Linked DNA regions of Homo sapiens: region 1 is linked to region 2. A link is an interaction called in ENCODE POLR2A ChIA-PET data of the cell type or tissue named here. Cell type or tissue: Panc1. All regions are shown on one strand.

The links. ChIA-PET counts read pairs that join two places held together with the same protein. Peaks named below come from ENCODE experiments on the same cell type or tissue, not always from the same donor. Only the 100,000 strongest peaks of a DNase experiment are listed, where the experiment ranks them.
Region 1: POLR2A ChIA-PET joins it to region 2 with 12 read pairs; 3 of 35 experiments call an interaction of 5 or more read pairs at or near these places.

What each region holds. Positions count from the first base shown.
Region 1 is chr11:128,675,536-128,678,035 of GRCh38, forward strand. No RefSeq gene overlaps it. Among named protein-coding and RNA genes, the nearest start is that of FLI1, 17 kb to the right of the region's middle. In Panc1, no CTCF peak of the experiment used is centred here; no DNase peak of the experiment used is centred here; H3K27me3 peaks cover 312 bases.
Region 2 is chr11:128,489,613-128,492,112 of GRCh38, forward strand. ETS1 (ETS proto-oncogene 1, transcription factor) reads right to left here. Exons shown (of 10, transcript NM_001143820.2): 4 at 845-964. Among named protein-coding and RNA genes, the nearest start is that of MIR6090, 32 kb to the right of the region's middle. In Panc1, no CTCF peak of the experiment used is centred here; no DNase peak of the experiment used is centred here; H3K27ac peaks cover 1,229 bases.

The DNA.
Region 1 (2,500 bases), 190 kb after region 2:
TAACTCCCAAGTCTTGGTTCCTAAGTACCATTCTCCAATGAAAGAAACCAGAGATTTTGGGGAAAGCAATTGATTCCAGGGCTGGGGCAGGGAAAATACAAGAGGATCCTAGAGTATCTTAAGGCACCAGAAAGTAAGGAAGTGCTAAAGAAAAAAATTGAAAAAGATAGGACACATCAAATGGAAGAAGAAGTCAACCTGGAAGAGCTCTCAAAGAGCAAAGTCAGAACATATGAGCAACAAAATATATTATGAGAGGAATGGATTTCAATCCAGAAAATAAAACAAATATCCATGAGTGAGTCCATACTGATGTTGATAGATTATTAAATAAATAAATAAATAGAGAGAAGGAACAACTCTTCCTTAGAAAGGAATTCCATTACTGAATGTAAAAGGAATTAGTGCAAGCACTCCTAGACCACCACAGTAATTATTGCTTAAGGTAAAATCCACCACTGAATGTTAAAACCAATGAGCAAAAGAGTAAGAAGAAAGAGGATATTTGTGTAGCTTCCAAGTATCTCCCCTCAAAATGCTTTTTAATTGCAAAATATCTTCTCCCAACTTCTTATTAACTGCAAAAGAAAAAATAGCAACTTTACAGTGGCCTCTGGCCAAAAGCAGTTTGATGAAGTGATCAAGGTTAACATCATAATACTAAGATCAATGTCATGTACCCTGATATGGTTTGGCTGTGTCCCCACCCAAATCTCATCTTGAATTGTAGCTCCCACAATTCCCGCGTGTCATGAGAGAGACCTGGTGGGAGATAATTGAATTTTGGGGGCAGGTCTTTCCTATGCTGTTCTCATGGTACTGAATAAGTCTCATAAGAAGTGATGGCTTTATAAAGGGATTTCCTTGCACAAATTCTCTGATCTGCCACCATGTAGGATGTGTCTTTTGCCTTCCACCATGGTTGTGAGGCCTCCCCAGCCATGTGGAACTGTGAAGCCATTAAACCTCTTTTTCTTTATAAATTCCCCAGTCTTGGGTATGCCTTTATCAGCAACATGAAAATGGGCTAATACATACCCCCCAGCATGAGTGCTGCACATCACCTCTGTGCTGTTCTGCAAAATATGTAACTTTAATCATGAGAAAACACCAAACAAACCCAAATACCCTATAAGGTATTATCTGGCCGATGCGTTTCAAAAATATCAAGGTCTTGAAAGAGAAGAAACGACTGAGGAACTAGCATAGACTAAGGAGACTAAGGACACCTGACAATTAAATGCAGGGATTGGACCTTGGACCAGAATGAAAACCAATGTAGAAAAACTAATGAAATCTGAGTACTATCCAGTTAAATGCATTGTATGAATACTAAATTTTGATCATGGCACCATGGTTATAAAATATGGTAACATTAGGGGAAGCTGGGTGAAGTGTATGCCTGAACTATCTGTCCCGTCTTTGCAACTCTTCCTCCTGAGATGAAAGGAAGAGAAATAACAGGCAAAACTGAATCTTTTAAACTTGGAAAGAAGGAAGAGAGTTATGGAAATCAGTTAATTGGTATTATTAGTGAACAACCTTCACTACCACCTAAAGTGAATGGAAAATCGATCTATTTCATAGGACATGTTGATAGAAACTCAACCAGCAAACATGAGATTAGAAGTTAAACAATGCAAGTGAGCTCTAGCCCGGCCCTGTGGCTCTCCCTGCAAAGTCTGATCAATTACTTAATGTTGCTGGGACTCAGCTTTTTCACATGAGGCTCAGTTTTCACCACATTAAAGATGGTGATAACACTAATGATATCCCTTAGGGAAACAACATATTTAAGCTGTGCCATGGAAAAAGAGGTAATTTCTGTTTGCGATTCTGTTTCTTCATCTGGAAAATTGAGCACAGGTTTCTCTCAGGTCCTGTCTAGTTACATGTACCTCTAAGTGCTCCATAAAATATATTATATAAATGTTGTAAACCTAGATGATGGGTTGATAGGTGCAGCAAACCACCACAGCACATGTACACCTAGGTAACAAACCTGTGTGTTCTGCACACGTATCCCAGAACTTAAAGTAAAATAATAAATAAATAAATGTTGTAATAGAAGAACAAGATCAGATTTTCTATATTCACTCATATCTTTCTTTGACGAAAGTAAAATGTGAGCTTTTTTATGTCCATGGGTGGCTTTTCAATAGCACATGTATTAAAACTTAAGTAAAATTTACTCTAAAGATAAATATGAGAGGTGGAAGGGGACAATTCCCTTTACAAAAGCATTTTTGATTTATAAAGTTTTTAAAATGCTGAACCATGATATTTGTATAACTGTTTTCCAAAGGCAAAAAATGTAACTTAATTGTGATATAACCAATTATTAATTGATGCCACTGATATACTTGATATCAGCTGCATCACTAATGTCAGCTGTGTACCCATGGAACACACATATGGTAAATCTGTATATCTGCATCTGTGTGTGTATATTCAAACAAGTAACTGTGGGATGGAGGTTATTTTATATGTTAGAATATCA
Region 2 (2,500 bases):
AAGCATCAGCCTAGCCTGCACATCATTGAGTGCCTTCCATAACCCTCCCCTCCATATTCAACATCTCCGCCTTCTCTATTTCACCAGCTAGGAGGTCACTACTGCCAGCCAAAAAGTACCACATGAGTATTCTCTGTCCTTGCAGGCAAAGATTTCCATGAATCTCCTCTCTCACTGCCTTATTCCCATTGGACTTTTTTAAAGCCCTGAACAGAACAAATGGCTTCTTTAATAGCAATAATAACAAGAGATTGCTCATGCCTCTCCCTGCTCTTAACTATAATATACTTGAGACTATTATTCTCGATTATTTTTTATCTTAGCCAATTATAGTGGTAACAATTGTAGCAATTAGTAGTAGTCATTCATTCAAATGGCACTTGGTAATAACATTATTAGGTGCCTGTATTATACCAGATACTCTGCAAAGTCTGTACTTATCATAAGCTATAGCTTGAGTAGCACTGTAGTATTGATAACATGCAATCTTCATACATGACCTGAGGTTTAACCTGGCTACACCCACCAATGACACTTAGAAGTTCAGATGACAGCAGGTGTAATGCCCAACATCAGAGCTGTTCCAAGAGATCCAGAAGTGATTCTAGTGTGCAGGCAAGTTTGAGGACCACTGTCTTCATACCAAGATGGCAAGAACAAGCCCAGGAGACGGGGCAGCCTCAGTATGTGTGTCATGATTGTCCTAACAGATGGCAGCCATGGCCCATAGCTGCTGACTCCAATGTGGTTAGTGTAACGTCTGCCTCACACACTCCAGGTGAGAAAATGTGTCTTCCCAAAGGGTCTGACCCCAACCACTCTTTTTCCAACTACAAAACCATACCTTTTGGGATCCCCAGTCGTTGCTGTTCTTTAGTGAAACCACTGAAAGTAGCTTTTAATGCTTGAGACATCATTTCTTTGCTGCTTGGAGTTAATAGTGGGACATCTGCACATTCCATATCTGCATGAAAAAATTGCATATGAATAACAAAAATTACATAGGTAATGAACCAATCATAAAACATTACAAATGGGCTGTAAGAAGGCAAGCTGAGAAACAACTGTGCTAGCATCCTCACCAGAGCACCAGAGCAGGCAATTTTTTTTTTTTTTTTTTTTTTGAGACGGAGTCTTGCTCTGTCACCCAGGCTGGAGTGCAGTGGCGTGATCTCAGCTCACTACAACCTCTGCCTCCTGGGTTCAAGCGATTCTCCTGCCTCAGCCTCCTGAGTAGCTAGGATTATAGGCATGTGCCACCATGCCCAGCTAGTTTTTTTTATTTTTAGGAGAGACAGGGTTTCACCATGTTGGCCAGGCTGGTCTCGAGCTCCTGACCTCAAGTGATCCACCTGCCTCGGCCTCCCAAAGTGCTGGGATCATAGGCATGAGCCACTGTGCCAGCATGAGCAGGCAACATTTAAGGGGCTTTCCACATTGTGCTAGGTCTAAAATGTCCTGCATCCCTGACAAACAAATATGTTTACTCTTCCTGAACACCTCTACTAGTTTATACACAGTCCCTGCTTATCTTTCACATTTACCGAGAATATTAATGTTACTACATACTTTCAGTTACCTATGAAAATGAAATAACAATATTCATTCATTCAACAAATGATTATCTAGCACTTGCTTTGTGCAAGGAATTAAAGAAACAACAGTGAGCAACACAGAAATAGTCTCCACAGGAGCTAGCTATCTGATTCTTGCAGTAGATTCAGCCACTAAAAATCTATCTACACAGTTAAATGTTCAAATGCAATGTCAATAAGGGCTTCAAAGGAGAAGTACATGATGCAACGTTAATGTGCAACAGGAATTCCTGGAAGTCTGAAGGAAACAGGAAAGGCCTCCCTTAGAAGATGAGAGATGTTTGACCTGAATTGTGAAGGATGCATGAGAATTTAGGAAGAAAAGAATACTCCAGATCAGTGGTTCTCAAAGTGTAGTCCTCAGAGCAGGGACATCAGCATCAACTACAAAAAGATCATTTTGTTTTAAGATCACCTTATCCGTTCTGTAAAGAGTGATTTAGGGGTGAGTATGAATGGATGAGCAAGACATTTTAGAAAGTTATTGCATCAGTCCTGGTGAGAGAGGATGGTGGCTTTGACTACAAAAGTGGCAAGGCAGATAACATAAGTGAACATGACTTCAAGTCAACTTGAAGTGCATACAGGACGAAAAATCTATAAAGCTTGGTTAGTGTCAGTAGTGAAGAAGAGTGAGGCATTACAGCCTGCAGATTTGCAAATGTATCATCATTTGCCACACCCACATGCACCTTAATCTCTGCTATGTCCATCCAGATCCTCCTGTATTTGCAGACCATGTTCACGATGTTGGTACATAAATACAGCTGAACGTAAACATCTTCTGAATTAACCTCAGGCACAGTTTCCCACAAAAAGTGAATAAGCAAAGAAATGAGCTGAGAATCCCTACTAGCTTTCCTGTTACCTTTTGACAGTGATACACTTTACCAAAGTGATTTCTA